Linked DNA regions of Homo sapiens: region 1 is linked to region 2. Evidence: read pairs that join two places in POLR2A ChIA-PET (ENCODE). Cell type or tissue: PC-9. All regions are shown on one strand. Each heading gives the region's core, and the rest is flanking DNA. Links, peaks and the distances in the headings are about the cores only. Region 1 overlaps SPRED2 (sprouty related EVH1 domain containing 2). Region 2 overlaps LOC105374781 (a long non-coding RNA gene).

Region 1 (5,384 bases), core at 103-5,102, 81 kb after region 2:
TTCATTTTCAGATAACCCTGTGAAGAAGGTATTACCCCCATTTAACTGATGAGAAAGCCAAGGTCAAGTTAGTTGCCCGAGACAGCAAACATTTTTTTAAAGCACTTTATTCATTTAGTCTTCTTAAAAATCCTGCGAGGTAGTTGGTATTATTATCCCTATTATAATAGGGAGAAGTGAGGCACAGAGAGGTGAAGTCCTTTCCTCAAGGTCATCCTGTGAGTAACTGAAGGAGCTGGGAATGGAGCACTCCAGTAGCCTGGTTCAGGAAGGTCTCTGTGCTCTTAACTAACCACTATGAACCATTGGGGTGGTCCAGCCTCAGTCGTTCTGACTCAGAGCTCGCAGCCTTTCTGCCAATCATGCTTGTTCATTATTCTTCTGAACTGGTGACAATCTGTCATTGCCATCATTTTTCTCACTTCACTTATCTTCCCAGAAAATGCTGTGAAGCATGAGGGGCATACTGAATTAAAATGGATTTAAATAAATTTGGGCTTGAGAATTCTGTGATACACCTCAAAGATAATGGGAGTAGTGCAAATTCAGAGTTGGTTATTATTGGAATGTTAGATCTATGTTAACTGAAATAACAGTTGTGGAAATTAAACCGATACAGTGAGTATTGATCCATTTTCTTTGTGTTTGCCTTAAAAAGGGAGGTATGTTTCTACCAGGGGGTATGGTTCTACTATACATGAGTAGAACCCTTAAATGTTAAAAATATGGAGTTGACTGTGCAGAATTAGAATCTTGATTTATTCCTCAGAAAATCCCCACACTACTGGAGACCCAGGCCTGGAGGATGATAGCTTGAGGCCAGGAAAACCAGCCTGGGCAACACAGTGAGACCCTGTCTCTACCAAAAAAATAAAAAATAAAAATTAGCCGCGTGTGGTAGCGCACACCTGTAGTCCCAGCTACTCAGGAGGCTGAGGGGAGAGGATGGCTTCAGGCCAGGAGGTCGAGGCTGCAATGAGCTGTGATCGTACCACTGCACTCTAGCCTGGGCGACAGAGTGACACCCTGTCTCCAGGAAAAAAAAATCTTAAAAGTAAGAAAAAACAAAAAAAACCTGAAAAGACCTTAAGGAGCTTGTAAGCTAGGACCTGTCATAGTATAAACTTAAGTGCCTAGTGCAAGGCTGAACAGCTAGTGAGGTGGTAGACCTGGAGTGGACTAAGCTCCATCAGCTGGTTGTGGTCTGGGTTTGTTTCCATGGGAATATTAGCAAATGCAACCTCCTTTCTAACTAAAGCTGGTCCCCTCTGCTTTCCTGTCCTTTTATCCAGTACAATATATACAAAGTGGATCAGTAGCAATACCCAAAACTGTTTTGCCTTAGCAATTTGCTTACTCTTGCTTTTATTCTGAAATTCTCTTCTTTCTTCCTTCACTTCTCCAGTAGGTGACATTCTGCTCATGCCCCCAGCCATCTCTGAGCCATTGCGTTTGGGTGGTCCTTTTTGACTTTCCCACCATAACCCCCTCCTCCCAGTCAAAATCAAGTCAAAGTCAAAATGCAAGTCAAAATCAATGTCTGTGTGTATTATTTTTTTCCCTACATTACATGGCAATTATTATTTCAAGTTGGGCTTATACCCAGCTAGATTCTGCATCCGAATTTGAGTTTTTTGGATTCAAGGTTACTTCTCAAATGCCTAGTTTTCTAGTTGTTGGCCCAACACCATTGGGCACATTGTGGTTGCTTAATGTCTATTGAATAAAATAATGGATTTAATTATTTTAAAGTGCTGTTTCATCCCTACTGACTAATGCAATAATTACAATTGTTGTATTTGGTTAACTTAGGGTATATATATATATAAGCCTCCTGAGAAACTCAACCATGTTCACATTGAGCCTCTGGTATTTTGTGGAAATTCCATGCAGAACTATCTGGTGGTAGTGATCTGTCATTGGTAACTCAAAACCCATTTTTATTCCATTCATTGTTGCGAGAACTGACAAGTAAAAAATCTTGACCACAATAAGACAGGGCCTGTTTCTATGCCTCTGTAGGAGAATCTCTGCAGAAATCACAGTATTAACAATTTTCAATAGCTGCAGGGTTCTGCTGGAGTCTTAACACTTGAGGGTGGATACAGCTGTGCTGATGAACTCCAATATTGGCATCATTCTTGTATTGCCGGCTGAACACAAATACAGTCTAACAGCAAAATTTTCAGAAATTGAACAAGTGATAATAGAGGCAGACCAGAAAGTTTTGGTGTATGTGATTATTTGTTTGGGCTTGTTTTTACTAAGGTAAATTAGGCCGAGTTTTTTAAAAAGACCCCGTCATCTCAATAAACTTGATAACTTATTCTTAGAAATATTTAAAAATTACTATTTAAATCTAGAACATTGTGATGGTGCTTTTAAGGCATTTTCTAGGGCTCTTAGTGACTTTGAAGTAGAAGAAATATTTTGTATTGATGCTCCAGTGCCCCGTGGAACAAAATATATTTTTTATATGCTTTCCCTGGATAGACATGAAGGATTGTTACATCTTGACATATGTCCCATGTCATGGAAAGAAAGTCAGGCCAGGATCATGGGAGTTTGCTAAATTAAGTAACAATTGTTTCATAACTACCCATTTCCCTTTCTCATGTAACCTTTATCAACATTATGTTCACATGTGGCATATTGCACACGTATTATCAAATTGTGCTTATGTTCTTCCTGCTACTCTCAAAGGGTAGTTGAATATTTATTTAAAAACAAACTTTCTGTGTTTACTTGCACTTAGAGGGTAAAGGTAAAGAAACAGATTTTGACTTCACCCTTAGCATTTAACACTTGTGATTGAAGAGATTAGAACAAATATTGGGAGCTTCTAAAATGTATGGTTTTGGCTCCTCTGTGTCCTGAAATAACGATTTTTCAGATCTGGTTGTTTTTATTCTTTGATATATTTCCTGTGGTCCATTTATAAATGCTTAAAACTTAATTATCAGTTAAGTTTTTAATTGACTTTCATTTGTTCATCTGGTAATGACATCTTTGTCTTTTCATTTTCATTATTTATTCCTCTTGTTTCTTTTTCTTACTGCTTTGCTTTGGCTCTGGCCTCCAGTACTGACTTTTCAGATACGCACTGTTTATTTTGTATTTGCATCCATACTAACTGAGAATGCACAGAGAAGCTTGGCCCATCTGTCTTTCTAGGTGTGGGAATAGGTTTGTTTGTTTGTTTGTTTGTTTTTGAAACAGACTCTTGATCTGTTGTCCAGGCTGGAGTATTCCAAGTGATCCTTCTGCCTTGGCCTCCTGAGTAGCTGGGATTGTAGGTGTGCGCCACCACACCTGGCTAATTTTTAAATTTTTAGTAGAGGTGAGGTCTTCTTAACGTTGCCCAGGATGGCCTTCAGCTCCTAGCCTTAAGCAGTCCTCCTGTCTCGACCTTCCAGAGTGCTGGGATTATAGGCATGAGCCACCTGCACCTGGCATGGGAATAGCTTTATCTTTTATTTTTATTACTTTTTTTTTAGAGATGGGGTCTTGCTCTGTTGCCCAGGCTGGAGTGCAGGGGTGCAATCATGGCTTACTGGAGCCTTGAACTCCTGGGCTCAAGCAGTGCTCCCATCTCAGCCTCCCAAGTAGCTGCGACCACAGGTGTACACCACCATGCCCTTTGAGAATAATTTATTAACCCTCATACCCATGGCCTGGCAGAACACTGAGCACATAGTAGGCTTTCTGTAAACAGTTATCAATTGGTTGAAGTAACTATTCATTAATTGAAAAAATAATTGTACCGTGTATAAAAATTTAACAATTTTTCACAATTTAACAATTATCTTTTTTGGATACCTATATCCAAAAAAGACTTTGAGTTGCTTTTTCAAAACTACTAAAGGAGAGGCTGCCATGATGGTAGTGGAAGAATCATGGACTTTGGAGTGAGACCGTACCTCTTCCCCTGCCACTAAGGGACCCTGCTAAGTATCCCAAGCCACCAGCCCTGGATTAATGTAAATGAGGTTCATTCTGCTGTATACCTAATAGGCTGTTAAAAAGTAGAAATGGACCAGGCATGGTGGTTCATGCCTGTAATCCCATCACTTTGGGAGTCCGAGGTGGGCCGACCACCTGAGGTCAGGAGTTCGAGACCAGCCCAACCAAGATGGAGAAACCCCATCTCTACTAAATATACAAAATTAGTTGAGCATGCTAGCACATGCCTGTAATCCCAGCTACTCGGGAGGCTGGGGCAGGAGAATCGCTTGAACCTGGGAGGCGGAGGTTATGCCAAGCAGAGATCGTGCTAAGCAGAGATTGCACCATTGCACTCCAGCCTGGTCAACAAGAGCAGAACTCCATCTCAAAGAAAAAAAAAAAAAAGCATAAATGAGGTAGCCTTGGTAAAACATTTTAGCACAGCACCTGAGAAATTGAGATTCAGTAGCATCCATCTACCCCAGGTCTGTCCCCCATCATGTAATAAGGTGTTCTTTCTTTTCAGAATTTACAAGGCAGAGGAGATCCATGAACTTTACAAGGCAGGAAACAAGATTTTCACTTTGTACCTTAGAGAGCTGAAATGACTTGCTCAAGGCTCCTCAGGGAGCTTGTGGGAGGATAATTAGGATTTAGAAGTCATGTTCTAAGACTGACTGTTTCTTTTGGCTTTCTAATGGTGTCCTGGTAGTTTTTGTACTGTGATAATCAATAATGCCCAGCTGACCATTGGCCCCTTTACTCAGTGATCCCAGTTGGCTGTGCTTTTTGAGATTCTGAGTTTTATAGCTTGTCTGTTCTCTTAGGGTAAGAGTACCTACCTGTAATAGCATCCTTGGCTCCCCTGCCATCCCTACGCCATTCCTGATATGTGGTCTAGATACCTTATTACCAGCAGCATTCAAATTCTCTCTAAAACAAAAGTCAGTAGGCTTGGTGTGGATGGGTGGGACTGACCATCCTCTTAGGAGTCACTTGGCTTATGACATGTTTTGTCTACTTGAATGCCATGTTTGGCATTTCATTTTATTTTTCCAGCCAAGGAATAAAGTGGACGATGGAGTGGGAATACAGACATAGTGCTAGACTAGAGGTTTAATTTATCAACATCCCAGTAATTTTACTCATTTTTATAGATCTTTTAAAGCAGCGTAAGTGTGACTATAGTCTTAATATAGTTATTACATTTCTCCCTTTTGCTTAAAGGTTAAGTCAAGTTTGATTTTTTTCTCAGGCTCAGACTCGCAAAGCAAATCTGCCTTGCTAGAATGATGTGCCTGGGCTCAACAGCTCACCTCTGGCCCTGAAGGCCTAATAATTGGTTGCCTTCTCATTGATCTGTGTGTGAGCACACTTCAGAACAGTACTCTGCTGTTTGTTAAAATAAAAAACAACAACAAAAAACCTTTGAAGACCTT
Region 2 (5,384 bases), core at 174-5,173:
ATGTTGCCCAGGCTGGTCACAAACTCCTGAGCTCAGGCAATCCACCCACCTTGGCCTCCCAAACTGGCAGGATTACAGGCGTCAGCCACCATGCCTGGCCAAGACTCTGTCTCTTAAAAAAAAATTAATTAAAAATAATTTACTCAAAATGGATCACAGACCTAAACCTAAAACTATTAACATCTAGGGAAAAAAAAAAAAAAAAAACAAGAGAAACTCTTTGTGACCTTGGGTTAAGCAAATATTTCTTAGAAACAGCACCAAAAGCAAAATCAATAAAAGAAAATCAATACATTGGACTTCATCAAAATTAAGAACACTTATGGAAGATTCTAAAATCTCTTATGGAGAAAAAAGAAATAAAACTGAGAACATTTGCTCTTTGAAAGATATTGTTAGGAGAATGAAAAGGCAAGCTGCAGACTAGGAGCAAATATATGCAAGTTACACATTTGATAACAGATTTGTATCCAAAATATGTAAAGAAATCTCAAAACTCAATAAGAAAACAAAACAACCAAATTTTATAAATGGGCAAGAGATTTGAACAATTTACCAAAGAGGATATACAGATGGCAAATAAGCACACGCAAAGATGCTCAACATCATTAGTCATTAGGAAATGCAAATTAAAACCGTGAGATACCACTACATACTCACTAGAATATCTAAAATTTAAATGGTTGACCAAATCACTTGTTGGCAAGGATGTTGAGCCACCTAGAACTTTCTGGTTCACTGCTGGTGGAAATATGAAATGGTACAACCACTTTGGAAAACAGTGTGGCAGTTTCACTAAAGGTTAAACATGTTGTTCAAAGTTCAACTAAAAAAAAAAAAGTGAAACATGCACCTGCCATATGGCTCAGCCATTCCATTCCTAGGTGTTAACCCAAGAAAAATGAAAAACCATGTCCACACAAAGACCTGCACATGAATGTTCATAGCAGTATTATTTGTAATAACTAAAAACTGGAAACAATCCATATGTCCATCAACAAGTAAATGAATAAACAAATTTTGGTGTATTAATCCAATGAGATACTACTTAACAATAAAAAGGAATAATCTATTGATATACTCAACGACCTGAATGAATCTCAGAGTAATGATGCTGAGTGAAAAAAAAGCAGAATCCTTCCCCCCTAAAAAGAGCAAGTACTATATGATTACTTTTACATAAAATCTTAGAAAATACAAACCAATCTAGTGGCAGAAAGCAGATCAGCAGTTGCCTGAGTGGGCAACGGAAACTTAAGGGGCAACTAATATGCTCATTATCTTATTTTTACTTTTTTGGGGGGGAGGGGGACAGGGTCTCACTCTGTCACTCAGGCTGGAGGGCTGTGGTGTGATCATAGCTCACTGACCGCAGCCTCGACCTCCCGGGCTCAAGCGATCCTCCCACTCAGTCATCTGAGTAGCTGAGACTACAGGCATGCACCACCACGCCCGGCTAATTTTCAAATTTTTTGTAGAGATGGGAGTCTCACTTTGTTGCCCAGGCTGGTCTCAAACTCCTAGGTTCAAGTCATCCTCCTGCCTTGGACTCCCAAAATGCTGGGATTACAGGCGTGAGCCACCATGCCCAGGTGCTCATTATCTTGACTGTTGATAATTTCATGGGTGTATACACATGTCAAAACTTATCAAATTGTACATTTTAAATAAGTGATATTTATTTTATGTCAATTATATCTCAATAAAGCTGTTTTTTTAAAAAAAATAACAATTTGATCCTTAGCTTCCTTCCCCAATTCTGTGCAACTGGGCAACTGACCTCCCACAATCCTGCCACTAGACTTAAGGTTTATTCTCTGGAGGAAGTTAATGGAGCTTCTAAGGACTGACTGAAGGACAGCGGGCACCACTGATGGCAAGGAATTACAACAAAAAAAGGAAAGTCCACAGAAGGAATGCTGAGACTCACTGCTCTTTGGCCCCACCTGGGTCCCAGGACCCTGGCAGCCCGGTCTATCTCCTTGGGCAGAAGACTGGAAGACTTACTGGCCCAAGAAGAAATGATCAAACATCCTGACATTGGAGGGTAGCATAGCCAGATAACCCAATGGGGAAGATAGCAGTCAACAGGCTCCACTCACAAGATCAGAGCTGCTATTTGGCTTTTTAATACCCCACTCTTAAATATAAGCAGACAGCTAAAATTAGAATTTCACTGTTCTGAGAAAATGAAAGGTCAAGAAAGGCTTGTACTGGGGGCTAGAGAGCATTGTCAGAAAGATAAATTATATTCTTTAGAAAGAAGTCCTTTTAAAATGCCAAAAACAGAAAAACCATGAAGTAGCAATTTAAGCATATTAGGATGTGTGAGGATAAATATTACAAGAACCAACTGAAAGAATTGAAAGTGGTTGCCTCTTAGGAAAGGAAAATAGGGAGGAATGAGGAAATTACCGCAGCAACAAGTTTAGGAGAATTATGTGCCTCTTTAAATTATGTGCCCATGGGCCAAGCACGGTGGCTCATGCTTGTAATCCTAGCACTTTGGGAGGCCAAGGTAGGAGGATCACTTGAGGCCAGGAATTCCAGACCAGCCTGGGTAACATAGCAAGACGCTGTTTCTACAAAAGAAAAAAAAATTATCCAGACATGTGGCACACATCTATAGTCCTAGCTATTTGGGAAGCTGAGGTGGGAGGATCACTTGAAGTAAGGAGTTTGATGATACAGTGAGCTATGATCAAGCACTGCACTCCAACCTGGGTAACAGAGTGAGACCTTGTCTCTTAAAAATATATGAATTTAAAAATAAAAAAATTATGTGCCCATGTAACTTTGATTAAAACTGGTAAAAAAGTGAAAGAAAATTCATTAGAGATGAATAAAGCTCTTGAAAAATCAATGGATAATCACATGTCTCTGTTTGCCAGAAACATTCCCAGTTTTCATCTATTAATAGCACTCCCTTTTACTCTCAAAACATGCCCATTTGGCTAATTTTATGATGTGTGAGGTTGACCCCTCCTGAATCCACTGACCAACCGAAACATCACCTTAACATCAGACACAGTGTTCTGATATGATGCAGCAGGAAGTACACGGCTCCACCTATGAAATATCCTTGCCAAAAGCAAAACTTGAATTTCAAGTCTCCCAGTCAGGGTTTCTCAACCTCAGCTCTACTGACATTGGGGGACACGTGGTTCTTTCCTGTGGGCAGCTGTCCTGTGCACTGCAGGATGTTTAGCGGCATCCCCGGCCTCTACCCACCAGATGCCTGAAGCACCCCCACCCCCAGGTGTGACAACCAAAAGTCTCCAGACATTGCCAAACGTCCCCTGGGAGGTGAGGGAAGCAAAGTCTCCCCCAGCTGAGAATCACTGTTGTCTACATCTTCAGTACCAATGTACAGGAAACAGGATGGAAAAATAGGTTGAAGGACACCAGCAGAATACAACCAGCCACATTCAGAACGTGGGAAGTTCTGAAGGACAGATGACCCAACTATATCAACAAACAAATGGCATGGGGAAGGTATAGGGGAGGGACCATGACAGTATAAACCCCTTAAAATATGTCAACAAATGCAATGTGTGGACCTTGTTTGGATCCTCATTTAAACAAACTGCAAAAAGACATTTTTGACACAACCGGAGAAAACTGTGTTCGAAGGTATTATGACACTAAGAAATAATGCTAATTTTGTGGATGTGATAATGGTAACTATGGTTACACTATTTTTTAAAGCTTTCTGTTAGAGACACATATTGCTGTACTTGTGGATAAAGTGTTACGACGTCTATCTGGTTGCAGTGAGGGAAAATGGGGACTAGATAAGATAACATCGAATCGGCGACCAGTATTGACATTGAGTGATGGGTACACAGATGTTCATTATACTCTTCTCTCAACTTTTTGTGTATGTTTGAAAGTTTTTGTAATAAAAACTGAAACGTAATAAATCAAATCCATGAAATTAACAAAGCATGGCTCAATGGGAAGCTTCCAGAGTTTGGGGCTGTATCCCTAGCTCCTAATAGTTCTGTTCATTTTAAGCAGGGAAGTCACTTCTCTGGCCTACAGAAAAAGGGATCTTGAATTAAGAGATGTTCATAGTTTCTTCCAGGTGAGATTTTTAATGACTCTGTGACATTTCTTGAATAAGTGAGCTGGGTAACAGCCCTGAGGACCCAGCAGTCTCAAAAGCTTGACTTTGTGGTGGAGATGCTGGTGGACTTGCTGGTGGTGGGTACTGGCCCAGGGCTCCCAGGTTAAGCAATGTGCCCCCTCCTCGGCCCCTTCACTAGTTTAGAAGTAGCAAGATCAACTGCCTCGGAACATTCTGAATTAGAAAGCGTCTGCTGAATAAGGCTTGCGTCAAACTTCTCTTTAAGCGGCTGTGGCTGCAGTTTGAGTAACTTGTCAGGAAAGTGTGAACTACAAGTCAGTATTACAAAAGTGTTTATTTTCAGCCTTTCCAAAAAACAGTGAGAAAGAGGAAAGCATGCATAATAAAGCAGCCGGGCATCTGAGGCAAAAGTTGGCTTTTCCTTAATCCTCTCCTCCCATCCTCCTACCCTTTTTGACTACAGGTACCCCTTTTCTGTGAACTTGAATGCAGCCTCCCACAGGTTTGGACAAAAGAATGGCAGGAAGAGGACAGGTGGAACAGGATGGAGGAAAGAGGTAGCCCTCATAGGTACGGGTGCAGAGCTCAGAGTGGCAAAGGAACAGCAGAAGTCTTGTTCTCCCATGCCCCTGCCAAGTCCTGCTGCAACAAAATGATGAGCTTGGAACCGACTGCCAACTGCCACAAAGGGAACCCTTATTACAGAGAGCTCCCTGAAACACCCGTGGAAACAGCATGCAAAAGATCTCTGCTCATGCTTTGAAGAATGCAGAAAACTTTCCTTGCCACCGTATGTGGAGCATCGCCCACAGAGAAGGGAAGGGGAAAACTCACACCCATCTCCTCCCCTCCACCCCAATCCTGGGCCCCAACTAAAACCTCAGCTTCTTTCCCTCAACCTATCACAAGGGCCTCCCACCAGTCTTCCATCAGTGAGGGTGGGCTTTTGCAAATGCAAGCCTGCCCGAGCTACTTACTCTACTCTTTAAGATATTTTCACAAGCCCTTATAGCTGGGGGGAATAAAATCCAGTGTACAGAAGTTCTAGTAGAGGCAGTGAATACTAGTGATTTAAAAGCATCCTCAGAAATCACAGGCAATGCAAGAACCCCTGGATAAACATAAAATGAGTTTCTCTATAATACTCAGATGCCAGGCCTAGGGCCAGAGCCAAAGGAATCCCACCTAGACTCTGGGGCCCTTGGTTTTGGGCCTGTTCCCCAGCTTCTTCTATGCTGCAGCTCTTCCATCTCCTCAGAAGAGAAGTGGTGGGGGTGAGGGGTGTCAGTTACCA

What was found. Peaks named below come from ENCODE experiments on the same cell type or tissue, not always from the same donor. Only the 100,000 strongest peaks of a DNase experiment are listed, where the experiment ranks them.
Region 1: POLR2A ChIA-PET joins it to region 2 with 5 read pairs; 9 of 35 experiments call an interaction of 5 or more read pairs at or near these places.

Annotation. Positions count from the first base shown.
Region 1 is chr2:65,422,739-65,428,122 of GRCh38, reverse strand. The region is part of intron 1 of SPRED2 (sprouty related EVH1 domain containing 2); the gene reads left to right. Among named protein-coding and RNA genes, the nearest start is that of SPRED2, 7.2 kb to the left of the region's middle. In PC-9, for the core only: no CTCF peak of the experiment used is centred there; no DNase peak of the experiment used is centred there.
Region 2 is chr2:65,503,317-65,508,700 of GRCh38, reverse strand. All of the region lies in intron 2 of LOC105374781 (a long non-coding RNA gene), which reads left to right. Among named protein-coding and RNA genes, the nearest start is that of SPRED2, 73 kb to the right of the region's middle. In PC-9, for the core only: no CTCF peak of the experiment used is centred there; a DNase peak (open chromatin) is centred at 3,100; H3K27ac peaks cover 1,579 bases.